Linked DNA regions of Homo sapiens: region 1 is linked to region 2. A link is a loop called in an ENCODE intact Hi-C map of the cell type or tissue named here. Cell type or tissue: PC-9. All regions are shown on one strand. Links, peaks and the distances in the headings refer to the core of each region. The heading gives the core; the rest is flanking DNA.

Region 1 (12,563 bases), core at 1,834-9,833, 73 kb before region 2:
AAGTGCAGAGCAAAGTAGGGGGAAGCCCCTTATAAAATCATCAGATCTCATGAGAACTCACCCACTACCACAAGAGCAGCATGGAGGTAACTGCCCCCATGATTCGGTTATCACCCACTGGGTCCCCACGTTGGGATTATGGGAACTACAATTCAAGATGAGATTTGGGTGGTGACACAGCCAAACCATATCACCAGGTTATTTTTTTCCTCTCTCTGTAATTTTCAGTGATAGATTTATACTTATTCCTTTTATTATTAATAGTTTATGTATGTAAATCCATAAATTATTTTGTTTGTAAAAAATATTACAAGTTTAAAGTAAAAATTTCAAAACAATCTCTATAGTACACAAGCATACTTATTTCCTTATTTCATATCCTGAGGTTCTTAGAGAGTGTAAGCATACATTATGGAGCAAAAATTAAGTATGATTTACTATTCGTAACCTAAAATTAATTACCTATAATTTTATTTACTTTTGATGTGCAAAATTCGAAATTTTGCCATTGGAAAAGGTTGCTTTCTATGTTTTCTTAACACCACTTTGGAACTTTAAAAGGCATTTAAAAAAATCCCTCATTCTAGTAGCAAGATCACTTAGGTCCACCTTAAAGGTTTTTCTTTTCTTTTTTTTTCTCTAGGAATTGAAATTCTCCAAGAACTTTTAGTTCTATTTAGTGGAGAATAGCTTTACAGACCAAACTCTAGGCACTAGGTGTTAAATGCATTAGTTATTTTACTATTTTAAATTTGGGCTTTCGGAAATGATAATGTGATTTAAAATTAAATGAGAATATCTAGGTAGAGGTCATGTAGAATGTGAAGTGACCCTGCATAATTTTCCTTTTCTTTTGGGTCCTAATATCTTAGATATATATTTATAGGGTATGAGCTTGATTGTTTTTCCTATTAGACTTGTTTTGGCACAATACCACTTATTTCATTTTTTTTTTTTCAAAACGGAGTCTCGCTCCATTGCCCAGACTGGAGTGCAGTGGTGTGATCCTGGCTCACTGAAACCTCCACCTCCTGGGTTCAAGTGATTCTCCTGCCTCAGCTTCCCTAGTAACTGGGAGTACAGGCATGCGCCACCATGCCTGGCTAATTTTTTTGTATTTTTAGTAGAGACGGGGTTTCACCATGTTGGCCAGGCTGGTCTTGAATGCCTGACCTCAGGGGATCTACCCACCTCAGCCTCCCAAAGTGCTGGGATTACAGGTGTGAGCCACCACACCTGGCCTAGTTATTTAATTAAAAAAAAAAGTTTTAAGGGACTCTTAAGGAGAACAACTATTATTAAAGTAGAATTTTGTAGGCTTAATTAATCCTTAAAGAGGATTAATAAGGGGAGAATATAAACAAACATGAAGGTTTGTTTTTGTGTCATCCACACATTTTTTAAACATTTTAAAATTGAGTTTAGTTTATAACTGAGTAGAGTTTAAAATGTTAACATTTTGTCATTAGATAAATGCAAATTCCTATTTGTATTTATTATCTATGCCAAAACATTAAACTGTTGAAAAAATGTATTAAAGTATATCAGTATATTTAACCACATTAATTTTGAAATACAATTAATATTATTCATGAAATATTAAACCATTACCCTGTACGTGTAGCGGGACGAACCACAGACAAGAACCCCTCAGACGACACCGAGTTGTGGAAGGAAAGGGCTTTATTCAGCTGGAAGCATCAGCAGACTCACGTTTCCAAAAACCGAGCTCCCCGAGTGAGCAATTCCTGTCCCTTTTAAGGGCTTACAACTCTAACGGGGTCCGCGTGAGAGGGTCGTGATCAATTAAGCAAGCAGTGGGTACGTGACTGGGAGCTGCATGCACCGGTCATCAGAACGGAATAAAACAGGACAGGGATTTTCACAATGTTTTTCCATACAATGTCTGAAATCTATAGATAACACGAGCAGTTAGGTCAGGGGTTGATTCTTAACTACCAGGCCCAGGGCGTGATGCTGGGCTATCTGCCTGTGGATTCCATTTCTGCCTTTTAATTTTTACTTCTTTCTTTGGAGGCAGAAATTGGGCATAAGACAATATGAGGGGTGGTCTCCTCCCTTATTCCCCCACTTTGAGAACCTCAGTCAATTAGTGGGAGTTCTCACTTTCATCCTCACTACCCATGTATTCTTGCAAGACAGATCGATAGTGATTCATATAGTACAGTTGTTCTGAAGCATTTTGGTGAACTAAGGTAGCGATGAAGCTTTTTATCATTTGAAGAAGTACAGGTAGCAAACAAGGGAGCAGTAAGCAGGTTCCTATTACTAATATAACTCCTATTATAAGAGTTTTAAATCCTCCTAACACTGGGAACCATTTTCCAAACATGGCCCCAGGATCAAATCCATGCCACACTTGCATGGGCACATGTGACAGTTTTATCATATCTCTGACTATGTCTTCAACTACTTGCCCTTGATCATCTACGTGTAGACAGCAATTAGTAAGGTTAAATTTCCCACAGACCCCTCCTTCAGCTGCTAGCAAGTAGTCAAGAGCCAATCTATTTTGATAGATAGCATTTCTCATCTGAGTCTCTTGACAGGCCAGAATAGTCAAGGCTCTGTCGGTTTTATTAGTGATTCTTTCTTTCTTTTCTTTTTTTTTTTTTTTTTGAGATGGAGTCTCACTCTGTCGCCCAGGCTGGAGTGCAGTGGCACAATCTCGGCTCGCTGCAAGCTCTGCCTCCCAGGTTCACGCCATTCTCCTGCCTCAGCCTCCCAAGTAGCTGGAACCACAGGCACCCGCCACCACCCCTGGCTAATTTTTTGTATTGTTAGTAGAGACGGGGTTTCACCATGTTAGCCAGGATGGTCTCAATCTCCTGACCTCGTGATCCACCTGCGTTGGCCTCCCAAAGTGCTGGGATTACAGGTGTGAGCCACCGCGCCCAGCCCATATTAGTGATTATTTCTAAGACAGCTTGTAACCATATGATTTGGTTGAGCATGTAAATGGGGGTCTAGTATCCCCATGAACCATCTCGTCCCCAAGTAGCAGGTCCATAATATTGTATGATTCTCTCTGGGGGCCATTCATTATCTTTCCAATTTCCTATAGCTATGCTTCTTTTTTCATGGGAAGCATAGACAGGGAAGCCCAGGAGTTCGCCTGTCTTTATGGACAGTAGGAAGAAAGATGGTTTAATAGTGCCAGTAATACAACTACCTGCCCACTGGCCAGGTAATTTAGCGTAAGCTCTATGCCCACATAGCCAGTATAATCCAGTGGGGGCTGTCCAGTCCTAGTGGGACTCCAGGTGGGTCCACATGGTTTGCAACCTTGGGAATTTACTAAATGGATTCCTTTCTGTGTGATTTGAACTCCACCAAGTGACTGTTTTTGTGGTACCATTATACAGTTTCTGTCCCAGACAACTAAGTTGTCCTAAGGGGTGAGTGAATTATTTTCCTTCTCTAGCTATGCAATATTGTCCAATAATTGAGGCTTCAGGGTCCAGAAATTATCAAGGTGACTCTTTTGAGCTGGGAATTCATTGGGAACTGGGTCTGTAGGTACTAATTCTTGGGCTTCCCATGGCCATTGATCTCCCATCACAGTTCCTCCACATACATAACATGAAGTGACACTGAGAGACTGGGCTACATGCTTGGCTAATTGCAAAAACAAATTTCTTGTTTTTCCTGGAATTTCTGGTACTGGCACATTTAGTTCATCTTAGAAAGTTTGAAACACTGGCTGAGCAGAGCGTTTGTAAACTTCTCCTCGAACTAAGATATTTACTCAAGGATCCAGTCCTGCCCCATCGATTCCTAAGGTCACATGCTCCCCTCTTTTCCAGCAAGGATCAAGGGGATTGGTTGTTGCTAGCTCTAAGGGGTTACATTGTCCCTTAGTACAGGAAGGGCCACTTTTTCCTTTCTGAAGTGGACTGGATCCTTTTCATTTTTTTATCCAAGTGGCCTAAATGACACAAGACCAGTGTTCACATTCATTTCCACACAGTCCTAATTCATGACAAATGTACTTATTTTCAGTCATATCGCCTTTTTCCCAAAAGAGCCACATCCCTTTCCTAATTTACTGCCACTAATGACAGCACAGGCATCAAATTTCAAGATTATGTGTTTGGGCACCCCTTTCTCTTCTGTTCTGGCTATTACTTTACTTGTATCATTTACGCGTCCCCACTAGTCTTCAGCCCTTAATCTTATTTCAAAAACCGTCAGCCACAAACGCCGGCCCATTATCTAAGCCAATTCGTAAGGGCAGTCCAAACCTAGGAATAAGGTCTCAGGGAAGCACACGGGTTACTTCGTAGGCCTTTTCAGTTTCGTGTTGGATAAGCTCAGAGGGGTCATAACACACAGCTGGCCGGTCGTTTCCTAGGCTACATACCTTGTACTGAGTGTCAGTATATAAACATGTTCCTTTTAAAGTTCCTAGGCATTCACAGTAACTATAGAACAGAAAGATTGTTTTAACTTGTTGCCTTACCTCAGTAACCTGATGTATACACTGAGAGCAGTCCTCCATGCGGGGAAAATCAGTGGAAGTTTTTACTATACAAGTCCAAATTATAAGGAAAATGAGTCCCACGATGATTCTCCTCATGCTTCGGCCGTGCGTAGACCAGTCAGCTTCCGGGTGTGACTGGAGCAGGGTTTGTCGGCCTCCTCAGAGTCACTTCGCAGGGGTTGTCCGGGCTCGGTTTTGCCTCCCAGGTTTCAGCGGCTGCCAGTTTCACATGGCTGTGGTGGATCCAGGCTGGGATTCCTTCTACCTTTACAGCCGTGGGGGTGGTCAGGATGACGGTCTGAGGTCCTTTCCACCATGGCCGCAAAGGGGCTACGTTCCAGTCCTTGATCCACACACGATCAACTGGAAAGAAAGGATGAACTGGGGAGAACAAGCTGACAGGACACCTCTCATTTACCCAAGTCGAGATTGTCTGTGTAATTTTTCCCAAAGCCTGTAGCTGTCGCTGTAACTCAATGTCACCTAACTCTCGGGGAGTGCCTGGAAGTCCCCGTAGTATAGTAGGAGGCCTATGATACAGTATTTCATAAGGGGAGTATCCTGTTTTCTTAGAAGGGGTGCATCTAATTTTAAACAATACCATAGGAAGGGCCTGTATCCATTTTAATCCTGTTTCCTGACGTGCTTTCCCTAAACCATTTTTGATAGTCCGATTAATTCGCTCCACCTTTCCGAAACTCTGAGGTCAGTAGGCGGCACGCAGCTTCCAAGTGATTCCTAATGCCTTTGCTGTCTTCCGTACCAAGTCAGCCACAAACGCCGGCCCGTTATCTGAGCTGATTCATAAGGGCAGTCCAAACCTAGGAATAAGGTCTCGGAGAAGCACAAGGGTTACTTCGTAGGCCTTTTCGGTTCGTGTTGGGGAAGACTCCGCCCACCCAGAGTAAGTACACACAAGAACCAGCAAATACTTGTTACCTCTACATTTTGGCATTTCTGTGAATTCCACCTGAAGATCCTCAAAAGGAGCTACTCCGTAAGCTTATAGGCCGGGCAGAACAGTGGGGCCTTGCCTTGCGTTCTGCTGTCTGCAAGTAACGCACCGTTGTGCTACTGCTTTGGCAAGGGCTGGCAAGTGTAGAAGTACCGGCCTAACAACTTTTCAAGTGACTCTTGACCTAGATGAGTGGTTTCATGCATGGCCAGTATGATTGTGGCTCCCAGCAACTGCGGCACAGCTTCCCTCCCATCTGGCAGTCTGATCCATCCTTCTTTTATTACTTGCCCCCTTCTGTGTTGAAACATTCTTTTTCTTCCTTAGAATAGGTAGGTACCAGGTCAGGTGTTTGAGGGAGTAAGGAGGCTGCTACCGATGCCCAGTAAGGGGTAGATGCTGCTTTTTGAGCTTCTGAGTCAGCTCGGGAGTTTCCTAAGGCCACTGAAGTGGAGGTTCGCTGGTGTCCCCTGCAGTGCATGACTGCCACTCTCTGAGGTTTCCACACTGCCTCTAATAATTGTAGAATTTCTTGTTGATATTTTATGTCCTTTCCCCCAGAGTTTAACCGGCCCTTTTCCTTATATAATGCTCCACGCACTTGGAGGGTTAGAAAGGCATATCGAGAGTCAGTGTCGATGTTTACAGTCTTACCTTCACTGAGTTCTAGAGCCCAAGTTAAAGCAGTGAGCTCAGCCTTCTGGGCTGACGTCCCTGTGGCAACAGTTTGGCTTCAATGATAGCATCCAAAGTTACCACCACATATCCTGCATGTCTTTCTCCTTGTGGGTTGATGAAGCTGCTCCCATCCACGTATAACTCCCAGTCTACTGATGCCCATGGCTGGTCCTGAAAGTCAGGTCTGCTAGAACAAACTGAGTCCAACACTTCTACACAGTTATGCTCGACTGGGCTCTCATACTGGGAGCAGGGTGGTGGGATTTAGGGTGTTACAGACTTCAGTGGTTATGTGGGAATTTTCACACAGCCAGCTTTGGTACTTGGTTAATCTAGCGTTTGTTAGCTGATGCTGTCCTTTGGTATTCATCAAAGTTACCACAGCACGGGGGGCCTTTATATTCAGGTTTTGCCCAAGGGTTAGTTTATCTCCTTCTTGTGCTAACAGGGCTGTTGCTGCCAGGGCCCTTAGACATGGGGCCCAGCCTTTAGAAACCCCATCTAGTTGTTTTGAGAGATAGGCTACTGGCCTTGGCCAGGGCCCCACAGTCTGGGTTAAAACTCCAACTGCCATTTTATCTCTTTCTGACACATACAGTGTAAAGGGCTTTGTCAAATCTGGTAGTCCTAGGACTGGGGCCGACATAAGGTTTTCCTTTAACTCACGAAAGGCTTGCTGTTGTAGAGGTCCCCATTCAAAAGACTCCCGGTCGCCCCCCTTTGTAACTCCATACAAAGACTTGACCAGTACAGCAAAGTTTGGAATCCATAATCTGCAAAACCCCACAGCTCCCAGGAATTCCCTTACTTGCCTTCTGGTTTTAGGTTCCTGTAGGCTGCAGATGACCCGCTTTCTTTCTGACCCCAGGCTGCGCTCCCCTTTCCGAATAGCGAATCCCAGGTAGTGTACCTGCTGTCTGCAGATCTGAGCTTTCTTCTTGGACACCTTATACACACAGTTCTCCAGGTGCTGAAGCAGGGCATCCGTCCCCTTCGCACACCCAACTGCCATGGCATGTTCCAGCAGAAGGTCATCCGTGTACAGGAGCAAGACGCAGCCTAGGGCATAAGACAATATGAGGGGTGGGCTCCTCCCTTATACATGTGAATCAAATGTTACACGGTAGTTATAAATTAAGCTAAGAAAGTATTTAATAAAATAAACTCTATTTCCTTACATAGTCTGAATATGCATTCATAATGACCTGGAAGGCCAAATTTACATTTGGAATTCTCAGTCTCCTTGGGGTTTCATGCAGGAACATAGCAGAGCTAACAGCCTGTCATTGGACATAGAGATGTACACTCAAGACTCACAGGCCACCCTCAGAAGGACTAGCCAGAGAAAAGACTCCGGGAAGTAGCCTGGGGCTGTTGGGCAGGGATTCGAGGTAGCCAAACCATGATGTAGAAGGGTGAGCAGGTTGCAGGTGAACAGCTTCCTTACACTTGGAGAAAGTGCAACTGGAAGTGGTTCAGAGAGGCGGCCTTTAAACCAGGGGGCTCAGGATCTAAGGTCAGGAATGTTGGGAATGTTAACATCTTTCCAGGGTAAAATCCTTTTTTTTTTTTTTAATTCCTTAGCATCAAAATTTGGTCCTCTAATCAAGTGTTTGTAACTGGACAAATTGGGTTAGTATGCCTAGTCTACTTTTCTTTTTTTTTTTTTTAATTATCGTTATTTTTTTTTTTAGTGACAGGGTCCCACTCTGTCACCCAGGCAGGAATCCAGTGGCACTGTCATCATAGCTCACTGCAACCTGGGCAGAAGCCTCCCTCCCACCTCAGCCTCCCAAAGTGCTGGAATTTCAGGCGTGCACCACTACACTCAGCCAATTCTACTTTTATTAGCTGTATGACCCTGAGTAAGGTTCTCCCCCCAAGCCTCAGTTTCCTTATCTGTAAAATGCAAGCAATAATATCTATATGTAGGGTATTGAAAGGATTAATTATGATTTTGTGTAAAGCCCTCATATTATCAATACTTTATTCAGACATTTGAGCAGATCTATCGTTTTCTTCTTGGACTTTACCAGAAGCATTTTTTTTTTTAACTTTTCTGTAGAGACAGGGTCTTTATATTTTTCCCAGGCTGGTTTTGAACTCTTGGCTTTAAGCAATCTTCCCACTTCAGCCTCCCAATGTGTTGGAATTACAAGCACGAGCCACCATGCCCAGCCACAGTCATTTTTCTGATTCACATCCTGACAGACATGAAATGGTTTTTTCTATCTGAGTGAGAACAAAACTGAAGCTTTTAATATTCACGAACTGAATGCTTTTGAATTTGATAATTATACCTATGATAGTGTGTTCGGTCATTTTTGCATGCTATAAATACAAATGGATAATTTATAAAGAAAACATGTTTAATTGGCTAATGGTTCTGCAGGCTTTACAAGAAGCGTAGTGTTGCCATCTGCTTCTGGTGAGGCCTCAGAAAGCTTACAATCATGGTGGAAGGCAACAGAAAGCTAGCATGTCCCATAGTGAGAGTGGGAGCAAGAGAGACAGGAGGAGGTGCCACAGACTTTTAAACAACCAGATCTTGGGTGAACTCAGAGCAAGAATTCGCTCATCACCAAAGGGACGGTGCTAAGCTATTCACAAGGGATCCTCCCCCATGATCCAAACACCTCCCAGCAGGCCCTAATTTCAACACTGAGGATTCCATTTCAACATGAGATTTGGAGGGGACAACATCCAAATCATATCAGATAGGTGCCACAAATCCAATCAACCTCAGAGTCCTAAATATCTCTCAGATCCATCCACTTTTCACTGCCTCTGTCTTAATTTCTTGACGTATCAATAGCTGAGGATATCAATTCTATAGTCTTCTGCAATGCCCTAAGTGTTTCCTCCTTAGATTGAGGCAATCTTTCTTTCTTTTTTTCTTTTCCTTTCTTTTCTTTCTTTCTTTCTCTCTTTCTTTCATTCTCTCTCTCTCTCTCTCTTTCTTTCCTTCTTTCTTTCTTTTCCTTCCTTCCTTTCTTTCCTTCCTTCTTTCTTTCTTTTCCTTCCTTCCTTCTTTCTTTTCCTTCCTTCCTTCCTTTGTTTCTTTCTTTTTTTCTTCTTTCTTTCTTTTTTTTTCTTTCTGAGAGATGGGATCTCGCTCTGTTGACCAGGCTGGTCTTGAACTCCTGGCCTCAAGCGATCCTCTCATCTTGGCCTCCCAAAGTGCTGTGAGCCACTGCGCCCAGCCAAGACCCTTTCTAACCTACAGCTTATAGCAAAGGCTTCAGGTGAGCATGAGAGAAAAGCAGAAATAACCTGCCGATGATAATACTGAATGCCTGATGCTAAATGAAAATGGAGAAGAGAAAAACTCTCTACTGGTATACAATATATAACTGTTTAAAAAGGATTTGGTCAATATTTTCCTCAAAGGAAAGAACATACTATGGATAGTGAAGACATTGAAAAATTATGCTAAGTGCATAATCTCTGAAACATGTTTATATTGGTACTATTTACCTAAAAATTGAACTAGAAATGGTTGAACTTTAAATTTGACAGCTTTTCCCATGCAGTTCTTACAATAATGTTCTGCTACTTCAGAAATATGAAATATATCAGGCAATTTCAATTATTTTTACCATTCCTTTTTGAGTAAAGAATAAATCTAGTGGCAAGATCACGCCATTGCACTCTAGCCTGGCAATGGAGTGAGGCTCTATCTCACAAAAAAAAAAAAAAAAAGAATAAATCTTCATGATTTTTAGGGGCCTCTTGGGAAAACTCAAAAACAGTTAGGTCTAAAAGACATCTTGAATTTTTGAAAATATAATTTAGGGTTCGATCTTGGAAAAGCATAATCAAAAAGTTATCATAGCAGAATTTGTCACTTGATTAAGAAAAAATCATAGAAATCTGAGAACAATGAATTATTTTAACTTGACTACCTATAAATCAAGGTTGGCACAGGAGTTGACACTAGAGAAAAGAAAAATATAGGGTGAAAAAAATCCTAAAAGATAACACAATTGTAAGGAACTTCAGCTTTTTCAGCATGAGTACTTTGTTTTTTGTTTTTGTTTTTAAGTACTGTAATCAAGGCCATGACAAAATCAGAAAACTTTTCTTGTGAGATATAAAATTGCAGGCTGGGCACAGTGGCTCACACCTATAACCCTAGCACTTTGGGAAACTGAGGTGGGCAGAGCACTTGACGCTTGAGCTCAGTAGTTTGAAACCAGCCTGAGCAACATAGTGAGATAATGTCTCTAAAAAAAAAAAAAAATTACTCAGGCGTGGTGGCTCACACCTGTAGTCCCAGCTACTCAGGGAGCTTAGGTGGGAGGATTGCTTGAGTACAGGAATGGAAGGCTGCAATGATCCATGTTGGCACCACTGCACTCCAGCCTGGGTGACAGAGCAAGACCCTGTCTCAAAAAAATAAAGTTTCATTATCTGAGTAGATTAAATTGAAGGTAAAAAAATAACCTGCCTGTGGTTAACAACAGACTGAAGGCTCTGAAACCAATTTATCATTTTAACATAAGGGAAAAAATAAATTATAATTTTGTATTAACCTAAACTTTAGGCAGTTAAAAACTTTACATTTTTACTTTATCTTAAATTTCTACTCGTAAAACTCATAAAAATTGGGCAAAACTTACTAACAGTTGTAATAAATTTTATTGCTTCTTTTCAGGCTCATTATCTGTAGTTATGATAAACCAAGGCAAATAAAGTTCACTGTTTGCATGACTTTAATTTTCCTCACCATCCAAGTTTCATCCTTTACTATCTTCTTTAACATTCTACACCAAACACTTTGCTTTAAATAATAGTGTTCTCTTCATACTTCTCTGTCACACTGCACCTGCAATAATCTCTACCACTTGTATTATTTAGAACTGTAATCAAAGAAGCTACTTTTACTTCATGGAAACTACTAAGAAGTGGCAATTGAGAACTATTTGTTACATATAAGAAGCATTTAGTAGCCCAGAAAAGCTCATAAGTTCACATAATGCAACCTCATATGTCCACACACATCCCTTTCACACATTGAAGTGGAAAAAATTAACACGCTCATTAGTAAGACTCAAAGAACCACTCTATAACTTATAAAAATAAAATCCAAAAGCATGTGTACGAAATAACAACTGAGATTGGTCTGGGGATTCTATATTACTTAGAAATTATCAAAGCAGGCCGGGCACGATGGCTCACACCTGTAATCCTAGCACTTTGGGAGGCCGAGGCAGGCGGATCACGAGGTCAGGAGACCGAGACCATCCTGGCTAACACGGTGAAATCCCATCTCTACTAAAAATACAAAAAAATTGGCCAGGTGTGGTGGCGGGTGCCTGTAGTCCCAGCTACTCGGGAGGCTGAGGCAGGAGAATGGTGTGAACCCGCGAGGCGGAGCTTGCAGTGAGCCGAGATTGTGCCACTGCACTCCAGCCTGGGCGACAGAGCGAGACTCCATCTCAAAAAAAAAAAAAAAAAAGAAATTATCAAAGCATTCAAAGATTATTTATGACTTAATTGAATATAGTTCAGAATCTTAAAGTGAATGTTTGGCTCCCACTTATCAGTGAGAACATGTGGTATTTGGTTTTCTGTACCTATGTTAACTCGCTTAGGATAATGACTTCCAACCCCACCCATGTTGCTACAAAGGACACGATCTTGTCCTTTTTTATGGCTGCATAATGTTCCATGGTATATATGGACCACTTTTTCTTTATCCAGTCTACCATTGATGGGCATTTAGGTTGATTCCATGTCTTTGCTATTGTGAATAGTACTGCAATGAACATATGCATGCATGTGTCTTTATGCATGTGTCTTTATGATCTTGGCAGAATGATTTATATTCCTCTGAGTATATACCCAGTAATGGGATTGCTGGGTCAAATGGTAGCTCTATTTTAAGTTCCTTAAGAAATCTCCAGACTGCTTTCCACAGTGGCTGAACTAATTTACATTCCCACCAACAGTGTATAAGCATTTGCTTTTCTCCACAACCTCACCAGCATCTGTTATTTTTTGACTTTTTATTAGTAGCCATTCTGACTAGTGTGAGATGGTTATCTCATTGTGGTTTTGATTTGCATTTCTCTAATCATTAGTGATATTGAGCATTTATTCATATGCTTATTGGTGTGTATGTCTTCTTTTGAGAAGTATCTGTTCATGTCCTTTGCCATTTTTTTAATGGGGTCATTTGATTTTTGCTTGTTGATCTAAGTTCTTTATAGATGCTGAATATTAGACTTTTGTCAGATGCATAGTTTGCAAAGATTTTCTTCCATTCTCTAGGTTGCCTGTTAACTCTGTTGATAGTTTCTTTTGCTGTGTAGAAGCTCTTTAGTTTAATTAGGTCCCTATTGTCAGTCTTTGCTTTTGTTGCAATTGCTTTTGGAATTCTCATCATGAAGTCTTTGTCAGGTCTGATGCCCAGAAGAGTAT
Region 2 (12,079 bases), core at 1-8,000:
CCTGTACTAGACTTAACAATTTCTTGAAGACAGGTGTCATACCTTTTTTTTTTTTTTTTTTTGGTGGGGGCAGATAGGGTCTCACTCCAATTGCCCAGGCGGGAGTGGAATGGTGCGATCTCAGCTCACTGCAGCCTCAACCTCCCTGGGCTCAGGTGATTCTCCCACCTCAGCCTCCCACGTAGCTAAGACCACAGGCACATGCCACCACGCCCAGCTAATTTTTCGTACTTTTAGTAGAGACAGGTTGTCGTCCAGGCTGTTCTTAAACTCCTGGAGTCAAGTAATCCACCTGCCTCAGCCTTCCAAGGTGCTGGGATTACAAGCGTGAGCCACTGCGCCCAGCCAGGTGTCATATCTTAATTAGTGCATTCCCACTATATGGCACTGTGATTGCTCTATAAATATTTGTTGAATAAATGAATGAATATTGCCATCAGATCAATGCCTAAAAGAGTTCTAGGAATACTGGAGAATGGGAGTATTGGTTAAAATAACGATGGCAGTTGACATTCTAAGGGAAAAGGGCAAGTAAAAGTAGTATGAGGGGAAATGGACTATCAGAAAGCAGCATAATTCATGTATTCACTCATTCATTCATTTGACATTTACTATGGGCAAGGCAAATAAGATAATCAAGACATAGTACCTGTCCTCATAGATCTGTCTTATAATCAAAAGGTGAAGGTTTGGGGGTGGAGTGTTAAGAACTGGTAGAAAATAGGAGTAAGATACTGTGTCACTAAAGAGTAATTCTAAATCTATTGTTAAAATATAAGGACAGTTTGGAAGACCACAGCCAGCTGCTTCTGGTCTACTCACACCTTTATAATCTAGGTCTATTAGTGGCATTTCTCAAACTTCAGTATGCATAAGGAGCACCTGGGGATCTTGTTAAAGATGCAGAAGTCCCAACTCTGTGGATCCCAGAAGTCCTGATTCCGTAGATCCACGAATCTATATTTTAATAAGCATCACAAGTGATTATGATGCTTTTGGTCTGCAGAGCATGCTACTGTAAAGTCCTCAGTCATTCATGTTTTAGTTTTGCCATATCTGAGTTCTACCTATAATATTACTTTCTTAATAATTCATGTAATTGCTATATGTGTGTTAATAATTCATTTAAATTGCTATATGTGTGTATTTATACACATATGTATCTTAGCCTTATCCTAAGCAAGGTATTTGGTGACTCTTTTAATACATATAAAATAAATACACAACCATTAAAAAGGTCTGTCTCTATCACATCAGCAGATGGGAAACAGTTTGAAAAGCACTGCTCCAGAGTTTATGCCCTGCAAACACCACATCCTGCATGCAGTCTGATGATATAAATTACATTAAATAACAAAAAGCTCCAGGGCAATGAAGTTCAGCAGAATGGTGCTTCAGAAGAGCTAATCATAAAATATTCCAAAAAATTTTTTAATGAATGTTCTAATTATTACAAAATGACATTAAGAAAATTCTCCCCATAACATAAAAATACTGACTTTTTATTTTAAAAAGTGTTTTGTCTTTTATTCTGGTACTTAACTCTCAGAATATTCTTGAGCTGACACCGGAGCCAACCCCAATAGCTACGCCATAGAACTTAACAGCAGTTGGAACAAAATGAAGATATATCTGTGTTCTTGACCCACAATAAAACACTCATCCATTTTATTTAGAATTAAATTTGATTAGGACTGATAATTCAGTTCAAAGGTATAAACTTGATAGCTCTTTCTTTTCCTTTAACCCCAAAACAATTTATAATAGTAGGCAAAATTATACAGCACAAATATCAGGGGAATAATTGTATCTCAGGAAGGTCTATTCCTTAAAGGCTTTGGCAACTCACAACCACAAACAGAAAAAGACAATTAAAATATTTCACCAAATTAAAGGTTGTGCTGATATTAAGCCTTTAAAAACAATATTCTCTAAATTATGTTTTCTCTTAAATGGCTAAGAAAATCATTTTCTACCAAAATACTCTTGAGTGGATGTCTTTTGGATTGTGTGTCACAAGCTAGTTCTATACATGTTTAATTTCTAGTCACATTGAACAAAAACAAAAATGAATGACTGTGGTCCTTCATCTCTACATCACTTAAGTCAGCCGGAAATTTACCTTCCTACTTACTGATTTATAAAGCATTTTACCCTGTTTACCCTGTTTGGATGACTATTGCAATCACCTCCCTACTAGTCTCCCCTGCTTCAGCCTTTTCTCTACAGTCTATTCTCCGCACAGCAGCTTAAGATGCCCTGTTTAAAATGTCAGATCACTCACTCTTATGCTCAAAACTCTGCAGACCTTTTCTCAGAGTAAAAGCCAAAGTCTTTTAAATGGCACACCAGGCCCTCTAATACACAATCATCCTATAGCCGGCAGCATTAAGACTACTGAACGACTGTAATTTTACTATTAAAATGCTATAATTTAAAAATGTACTCTTAATGATATCTATCACCTTTGCTCACTTTTCAAGAATCAAATAATTCTTGATCCTACTCCTTAGCCCCTGTCACAGGACTCTTTCCTTGCTCACTTTGCTGCAGTTACAATAGCTTCTTTGCTGTTGATTGCACACACTGGGCATATTCCAGACACAGGGGCTTTGCATTTGCTGTTGCTTTTCAGAGACTGCTCTTCCCACGTGAATTCATATGGCCCTGGCTCTATCATTTCCTTTAGGTCTTTGCTCAAACATTATCTACCAGGTGAGCCCTTTCATGATCACCTTACATACAATCCATACTTCCCATCCCCACACATATTTCCTCTCCTCTATTCCTGTTTTGTTGTCCACCATACCACCTACGATTTGACATTCTGTATCTACTGTTTATCATTTGTTTATCCCACAAGAGGGTGAACTCCTACTGGATGAAGATTGTCTATCTGCTTTGTTCACTGCTGTATCCCAGTAACAAGAACAGTGTCTAGCACATAGTAGATGTTCAATAAATATTTGCTTAATGAACAGTGAGTACTACTCCAACTCTAGAACTTTCAGTCTTAACCTTATTAAGAGCTAAAAGGCATCCCCCAATTTCCGGGTGGCATTTGACTTTTGTGAACTTATATGCAGTATCTTTTGTTTGACACATGGTTCCCTCTGATTTTTCTTAGATGATAGTAACACGAAAGGAAAATTCCTAACCAGTGCGCAAGAAAGAAGAAAATCAACCATGCATAACACTGATTTTAGATAATATCTTATCCATAAACCAACAGAGAAAATGCCTTCTGAATTTGTAGCTTCTCCTCTTAAACCTACGGAAAATAAACTGAATATTTGTTGCCTTTGCCGGGGTGGGGGGGCGAGAAGGGGGCCAGGAGAGACGTGAAAGCCCAGGAGCCCTTCTTCAACAGCATCAACTCTTGTGTACTCCAACTTACTTTTTTTGAGGGGGTGGGCACCGTTCGAGGTCTCTGCCAGGGGGTGTCTGTTTTTCACCCTTTGAGGTGCCTATTGTGCTGTCTTGAGAACGAGGAGAGGTGGGTGAGGAGGGGGTAAGAAAGGATGCTGCTTGCGGCTCCAACTGCCTCCGAACACAAAGTCGGGAGGCGAGGGATCCGCGCGGATGTCTCGGGGGCCAGCGGGCGCCCGGGCCGCGCGCTCGGATCGCAGCCTCGGCCCCGGGGTGCCGGCGGGACGCGGGCTGCGCGGACTTAGGCCCGGACAGAGCCCCATGGCCTCCCGGCGGCCGGGCACGGGGCCCCGCGCACCTCACTCACCCCGGTTCCCCCAATCCGGCACCCTTCTCGGTTACCTCGAACTCTCTTCAGCGAAATGGGATCCTTCTCCTGTTCTGCTGACATTACAGACCGCAAAGCATGACTCCCCCCCAGGCCGCGGGAATTCGGTCTCTTTGATGCTGCGGCGGCGGCTCCTCCTCCTCGCGGGGCCGCTGCGGCTGCGAGGCAAGCCTCGGAGCCGAGGCACGGCCGAGGGCGGTGGGGACGCGGGCCGACTTTGCAAAGTTTGGGAGGAGGACGAGGCCTCGGGGCGGCGGGGCGGCGGGGCGGCGTGCGGGCACCGGCGGGGCTCAGCGGCGGTGGCCGGGAGCGCGGCCTGGGGGCGGCCCCCCACCCGGGGCCGGCATGTGCTGAGGGCGAGTGCGCCGCCGCCGCCGCCGCCTCCTCCCACTCCTTCTTCTTCGCCGCCGCCTCAGGAGCCGCTGACAGGGGAAGCAGGAGGCTCGCGGCCCGGCCCTGGCGGCACACTCACAGCGCCCTCTGAGGAGGAGGTCTGCTCTCTCGCCGCTCCCGAGTCGCAGACACAAAAGCCCCCAGACTGGAGCCGCCTGTAAAACCCGCTCTGGGGCGGGCGAGGGACGTGGCGCGGCCCCGCGGCTTCCCCGCCCTGAGCTCCCCAGCCCCGCGCGGGGACGGGCTTCGGGGGGCGGGGGCCGCTGCCTCGTCCCGCGGCGCCTCCCGCCACCGCCGCCGCCTCGCGCTCCGCCTCGGCCCAGCCCCCACGGCCCGCGCGCGCCTCTTGCTCCAAGCCGGGGCTCGCGGGCCCGCGGCTCTTGCAGCCCGGGTGGGCAGCGCGCGCCTAGGGGCCGCCCCGCCCCGCGCCCGGCGCTCCCTCGCCGACCGCCAGGCCCGAGAACGCCCGACCCCGCGGCCGACGCTACCGGGCCCAGCTTTCGCAAGGAAAGGGCATCTCCGAACTTCGTCGGAGGCCACAGCAGCAGGCGTCTCGGCCTCGCAGCTAGGGATCGGAAAGATGAACGTACCATGCGAGGAAACTTTGTAAGCGGGAGCTGGAGAGTTCTCGGCGGGCATGTGGGGATCCAGATTCCCCGACTCCGTGTCCGCGTGGCCGTGGTGTGGACACCTGTCTGTAGAATGCCTCCACTTGGTATTTTAACGACTTGACTCTTCAAGAAAGAGCGACGTAGAATAAATACCAGAAAGGACGGTGGGCGGGGGAGGGGGGAGCGTGGGTAGAAGCGGTGACGCGGCTGGATCTCATTTAGACGTTAAATTTTAGGAGGAACACCCCCAGTGTGATTGTAAATTAGATGTGATCACCGGTCCACATTCTTCAGTTGGGCTGTGTGACCGGAGGCGACTTAGGTAACCTCTCTGGGTCTCAGTTTTCTTGTCTATAAAAGGCAGTGGGGCTACATCTCGAAGGTCTCTTCTAGCTCCGACATTGTTTAACGCACTTCTACGAAATTGTTTTCCCTGGTTTTTGTTTTTTGTTTTTTGTTTTTGTTTTTGTTTTGCTAGGTTTTCTGGTTATCCACTGGGCTTATTTTGATGTAAGAATCACCGAAAAGCACTCATGAAGCGTGGGAGGACACAGAACTAGCTACAGACAGGAGTCTCGTCCTTCCGGAGACAGACACCCAACTCATTCAGCTGCACAGTGTCACAGAGAACAGATGTTAACATGAAGCCAATGTACAGCCTCAACAGCTGCATACCAGACAATCGCCACAGCGGCTGATCGTCGTTAAGACATAGCGTGGCCGGAGGCAAATGTTACCCTTTATCTAATAAGGGTGGTCTGGAATTATGGAATTCCTGATTAGAAGAGTCAGACTAGGACAGGCTAAGGAAAATATTCTTACAGGAAGCACTCTGAGGAGAAGGTTCCTCCTAACTAGAATGTAAGCGCCATGCAGGCAGGAATTTTGACTGGCTCACTGCTGTATCCTCTGGTACCTAATACTGAGTAACACATAGTAAGTGTTCGGGAAAATATTCATTGATGTATGAATAAAGAGATTTGAAGTGGCCCTGGGACGACTGGGGTGGCAGGGCTTTGGTAAGTGTAATAAAGCCGAAGCAAATGGTAATATAATAAAGCAGATTGGGGGCCGGGCGCGGTGGCTCACGCCTGTAATCCCGGCACTTTGGGAGGCCGAGGCAGGCGGATCATGAAGTCAGGAGATCAAGACCATCCTGGCTAACACGGTGAAACCCCGTCTCTACTAAAAATACAAAAAAAAAATTAGCCGGGTGTGGTGGCGGGCGCCTGCAGTCCCAGCTACTCGGGAGGCTGAGGCAGGAGAATGGCGTGAACCCGAGAGGCGGAGCTTGCAGTGAGCCGAGATCGCGCCACTGCACTCCAGTCTGGGTGACAGAGTGAGACTCTGTCTCAAAAAAAAAAAAAAAAAAAAATTAAAAATAAAGCAGATTGAATCTAATAATCTATGTTATAGGGTGGTTGGAGGAAAATTTGAAAGCACTTTGGTAAGTCAACAAAGAAATGAAGGCCAGCTGTGGTGGCTCACGCCTGTAAATCCCAACACTTTGGGAGGTTGAGGCGGGAGGATCACTTTAGCCCAGGAATTTGAGACCAGCCTGGGTAACAAAGCTAGACCCTTCTCTACAAAATAATTTTTAAAAATTAGCCAGGCGTGGTGGCACCGGCCTATAGTCCCAACTACTCAGGAAACTGAGGCAAGAAGATCCCTTAAGCCCAGGAGTTCAAGGTTGCAGTGAGCGATGATTACACCACTACACTTCATCCTGGTTAACAGAGCAAGCAAGACCCTGTCCCCCCTCCAGAAAAATATGGAAATGACATATTTTCATTTTATAACTCTTAGTGGAAGGAGAATGGTTCAGAAAAATCATTGCTAAGAGATTTTGAGTTCTTTATTGTAATTCCCTAAAGCTAGAGACTCAGAAATAGCATGAAAATCAAGAGAAATGAATTGGCTTCTTTTTAATGATTCATCAAGAATAAAAAGACCATCTTACTTGGGCATAGTCTTTTAAATCGATTTTACTTCCAAATCTTGATGGCTTCCTTGCACATAATCAGAATTACCTGGAGAGCATTCCAAAATTTCAGATTCCTAAGTCCCTCCCCAGATTTACTAGAGTCAGAATCCCTAGACGTCTGTTTTTAAAGGCTCTCTAGGTGATTCAAAAGCAATGAGCAGATTTGATGACTTGCATTTATCAGCCATTTGGTATAAAACATTGTCACCCAAAGATTGTATACAGAGATTGAGACAATGGTTCCTGTCCTTAAGAAGTTCACAGTTTAGGGCAGGAAGTAGAGGTTTAAGGTAACATGAACAATGCAAAATGCCAAGCACTGCAATAGACTTCCGTGTCAGCAGAGGACAGAAACCCTCCACTCAGCTTGGGAGGCAGGTAGCTGATGATGTTTTTAGGAGAGCCTTAAAAAGAACATATAGGAGGCCGGGCACAGTACCTCATGCCTGTAATCCCAGCACTTTGGGAGGCCGAGGTGAGTGAATCACGAGGTCAGGAGTTCAAGACCAGCCTGGCCAAGACGGTGAAACCCCGTCTCTACTAAAAACACACCAAAAAGCCAGGCATGGTGGTGGGTGCCTGTAATCCTAGCTACTCGGGAGGCTGAGGCAGAGAATTGCTTGAACCCAGGAGGCAGAGGTTGCAGTGAGCCAAGATTGTGCCACTGCATTCCAGCCTGGACGACAGAGAGAGACTCTGTCTCAAAAAAAAAAAAAAAAAAAAAAGAACATGTAGGAGTTGTTACCAGGGGTTGAGGATAAAGGTTAGGTAATGAGGAGTTACTGTTTAATGAGTACAGTATTTCAGTTTGGGATATTGAAAATTTTCTGGAGATGGATAGTGGTAATAGTTACACAACAATGTGAATGTAATTAATGCCACTAAATTGTATTTGATGGCTAAAATGGTAAATTTTATGTTATATGTATTTTACCATAAAATGGTTGAGGTGAGAACATGTAGAAAATAAAATGGATTGCAAGGGCAAATGGAGTCTTGTAATCAGAGGGAACAGAGTTTCCAAAGGACAAGAAGGGTGAAAACGTATGAATCTTTTGGAGACTGTAAGTAGTTAGGACTGGCTGGAGCATAAGGTACCTTTTGAGAAGTGGCAGGAGCTGATTTTGAGGAAGTAGACAAGAGGCCAGACCTCTGAAGGGCATTGCATGCCACACCAAGAATGTTTGATTTTATCCTGAAAGCAATGGAGAAACATTGATGAGTTTAAGCAGGTGAGTGACATGTTTAGGTCTGAATTTTAGAAAGATCATTCTGGCTACTAGGTGAAAGATGGATTAGAGAGGCACAGAACATTAGTATCTTAGTCTATTTGTGCTGCTATAACAGAGCACCACAGACTGGGTAATTTTTAAAGAACAGAAATGTATTCCTCACAGTTCTGGAGGGTAAGAACTCTTAAGATTAAGGTGCTGGCATCTGGTGAGAGCTGCTCTCTGCTTCCAAGATGGTGCTTTGAACACTATGTCCTCCGGAAGGAAGGAACACTGTGTCCTTACAAGGCAGAAGCTAGAAGGGCAAAAAAGAGCACATTCCCTTTATGAAGCCCCTTTAGAAGGGCACCTAATCCCATTCATGAGGGAGGAATCCGCATGGTCTAACCACCTCTTAAAAGCAACACATCCTGGCCAGGCGCGGTGGCTCACGCATGTAATCCCAGCACTTTGGGAGGCCGAGGCAGGCAAATCACGAGGTCAGGAGATCGAGACCATCCTGGCTACCATGGTGAAACCCCGTCTCTACTAAAAATACAAAAAATTAGCCAGGCGTGGTGGCAGGTGCCTCTAGTCCCAGCTACTCAGGAGGCTGAGGCAGGAGAATGGCGTGAACCCGGGAGGCAGAGCTTGCAGTGAGCCGAGATTGCGCAACTGCACTCCAGCCTGGGCGACAGAGCAAGACTCTGTCTCAAAAAGAAAAAAAAAACCAACACCTCCTAACACTATCATATTGTCAACACCTGAATTTTGGAGCAGATACATTCAAATCATACCAATTAGAAATTATAATGTAGCCAACAAGCATATGAAAAAAAGCTCAACATCACTGATCACTAGAGAAATGAAAATCAAAACCACAATGAGATACCGTCTCACACCAGTCAGAACAGCTATTATTAAAAAGTCAAATTTATACTCCCACCAGCGGTGTATAAGCATTCCTTTTTCTCTGCAACCCCAGAACTACCATTTGACCCAGCAATCTCTTTACTGGGTATATACCCAAAGGAAAATAAATCATTCTGTCATACAGACACATGCACACATATGTTCATTGCAGCACTGTTCACAATAGCAAAGACATGGAATCAACCTAAATGCCCATCAATGATAGACCAGATAAAGAAAATGTGGTACATATACACCATGGAATACTACGCAGCCATAAAAAGAACAAGACCATGTCCTTTGCAGGAACATAGATGGAGTGTAGGCCATTATCCTTAGCAAACTAACACAGGAACAGAAAACCAGACACCACATGTTCTCATTTATGAGTGGGAGCTAAATGATGAGAACACATAGATACATAGAGGGGAATAAGAGACACTGGGGCCTACCAGGTGGTGGAGGGTGGGAGGAGGGAGAGGATCAGAAATAATAACTGTTGGGTACTAGGCTTAATACCTGGCTGATGAAATAATCTGTACAACAAACCCCCATGACACAGGTTTACCTAAATAACAAAACTGCACATGTACCCCTGAACTTAAAAGTTAAAAAAATTAAAAAAGGAAATTATAGAGAAAATGAGGTAAGAGATGGATGAGGGCCTTCTACATTGAAGTGGGGTAGTGGAGAGGAAGCATAAGGAATGGTGGTAACAACTGACAACGTGGTAATTGTTTAGATGGGGAAGGTGAAGGACAAATCAGGAATTTGCTCCCAGACTTGTTTTAGGTGACACAGAATACAGGGAGACATTTGATGGTGGTAATAGTTGGTGAAGTGGGATGATGATGAGCTTAGTTTCGGACACCTGAGTCTGCGATGTCTCTCTTAAAAATACAAAAAATTAGCCGGGCGTGGTGGCGGGCACCTGTAGTCCCAGCTACTCAGGAGGCTGAGGCAGGAGGACAGCGTGAATCCTGTAGGCGGAGCTTGCAGTGAGCCAAGAACGCGCCACTGCACTCCAGCCTAGGCGACAGAGCAAGACTCAAAAAAAAAAAAAAAAAAAACAGGCAATGAACTGGATTTGGCCCACACATGGTAGTTTGCTGACCCCTGGGCTAGAACATGGGCTATATAAAGGACTCTGGAGCTCAGATGACAGGCCTAGGCTGCAGATACACATGAAGGAGACATTACCTAAGAATGGATAAACTCATCAAGGACCAAAGAAAAATAAGAGCCAAGAACAGAATGCAAGGAAATGATGACAGTTTAAAAGGTTAACAAAGATAGAGGAGGCTGTAAAGGAAATCATGAAAGAATGACAAAGAAAACAGGACTGTTAGGGCAATAAAGAAAAGGAAGAAACAGTATCACATGCTGCGGAAAGAAGTACTCATTTCTATCATCAGTCATCCTTGGCCTGGCATCTACTGAACTTTTTGGTTTTCTTATATTTTAAAGTATTGATTTTATAGTCTGCTTTTAATATTTTTCATCTCAAATTTTGCATGTTTTTATTGTGGATGGTTGCGTGATGCAATGTTTAAGCACTCAGCCTCTAATCTAAGTTGGTTTCGATTAACATGTACACTTTAAAAAAAAAAAGGAAAATATTTCTGTAAGTTCTATTTTAAAACATTTGCAATCACAGATTTGTATTACATTGAATGGAAATAAAAATCAAATCCAATCTAGATGTTTGGAAGTTTTGCAAATTGGTTTGAATCCTTTCATGTTGTAATTGAAGCTGCAGCCAGTTTAGCAAACTCTAGCCATCGGCCAATCATATCCAGGAGCCTTTCGTTGACAAATATAGTGCTATCAAAAGCTCAAAGTTGAGGGCAATAACAACAGCAAACTTTGGAAGATGGTTTGTATTAATCAGGATTCCATCAGGACACAAGGGGCACACAGTTTGAATGGAGAAAGTTTAATATAAAGGATTATTAACTATACCAAGGGATTGAAGTAGTAAGGGATTAGTATGAAGTGAAGTGAGGGACAGTATGAAGTAAAGAGAATGCTAAAGTATTTGAGAAAAACAGATATAAGGAGCAGGCACTATCCTTAAAACTAAGATAAAGCACCTAAAGAAGAGGTCCCCCTCCTCTCCAGGCTAAGATCCTGACCTTACCGGTGAGTGCACAGCTGCGGCTCACTGGATGCCAGAGAAGCTGCTGTGGTGCTACCTTCTGAGGGGAGTGCCAAAGGAAGATGCCCTGGGTGCTGCCGGCATTGCAGAGCCTGGCACTGATGTTGCCAGCACTGCAGGACCTGGAAGGAGGCTATGAATGCTGCAGAAACCCGTTCAGAGGAACAACCGAAACAGGAAGGAAAGCAAAAGCCCCTTACTCTTATAATGTCTCTCCAGCACCTTCTACTGACAAAGTTTAACATCATGCCAGCTGGCAAAGGCAAAATATTAATATTTAGAGTCCAGCTCCATTTTTGCAGAGCAGGCAAGGAAGGATAAATTTGGAGTTGAGAGGCAATAAATTTATTATTGACACAATGATGGTGTGTACTTTAGCCTAGCAAAGCTCTGTAAGGGACCTCATATCAATAAGCACCTTTGGTTCTGGAATATACTATGTCATAAAATGGTGCCTCCCAAATATTTGCTGTCATGCCCTAAATACATGTTTATTTTCTATATTATGAAATATGGGACAAAGTTTTACTTCAGAATACTTTTGATCTTATTCTCTTTAGCCTTTCTTTTTTTGAGACAGAGTTTCACTCTTGTTGCCCAGGTTGGAATGCAATGGCATGATCTTGGCTCACTGCAACCTCTGCCTCCCAGGTTCAATTGGTTCTCCTGCCTCAGCATCCCGAGTAGCTGGGATTACAGGTGCCCACCACCACACCCAGCTAATTTTTGTATTTTTAGTAGAGATGGGATTTCGCCATAATGGCCAGGCTGGTCTTGAACTCCTGACCTCATGTGATCCAACCAGCTTGGCCTGCTGGGATTACAAGCGTGAGCCACGGAGCCTGGCCCTCTTTAGCCTTTTATATCCCATCCATCATCAGATTCCACAAATTTTACCACCTATATATTCTCAGATGTGTCCATTCTTCTCTATCCCCACTACCACCATCCAAATCTAGCCAAAATCATTTATTTCTTTTCTGGACTTATGCAATAATCACCCAAGTTTTCTCCACATTTTTTGTCCTCTGTTCAATTCATTTTCCACTTAGT

Evidence for each region. Peaks named below come from ENCODE experiments on the same cell type or tissue, not always from the same donor. Only the 100,000 strongest peaks of a DNase experiment are listed, where the experiment ranks them.
Region 1: it touches region 2 in a loop (5-fold over the local background); 9 of 110 quality-filtered maps call a loop at or near these places.

Annotation. Positions count from the first base shown.
Region 1 is chr15:55,509,076-55,521,638 of GRCh38, forward strand. LOC124903496 reads right to left here. Exons shown (of 2, transcript XM_047433411.1): 2 at 1,666-7,196. The coding sequence starts at 7,149. The coding sequence ends at 6,376. Among named protein-coding and RNA genes, the nearest start is that of DNAAF4, 7.1 kb to the left of the region's middle. In PC-9, for the core only: CTCF peaks have their summits at 4,960 and 9,616; DNase peaks (open chromatin) are centred at 4,956 and 5,626; H3K4me3 peaks cover 2,561 bases; H3K27ac peaks cover 2,614 bases.
Region 2 is chr15:55,584,064-55,596,142 of GRCh38, forward strand. PYGO1 (pygopus family PHD finger 1) reads right to left here and starts at 4,282. Exons shown (of 3, transcript NM_001367806.1): 1 at 3,772-4,282. The coding sequence starts at 3,820. LOC124903497 (a long non-coding RNA gene) reads left to right here and starts at 4,487. Exons shown (of 2, transcript XR_007064647.1): 1 at 4,487-4,756; 2 at 5,240-7,734. RefSeq lists silencers at 4,054-4,103, 4,184-4,303. In PC-9, for the core only: no CTCF peak of the experiment used is centred there; a DNase peak (open chromatin) is centred at 4,218; H3K4me3 peaks cover 2,119 bases.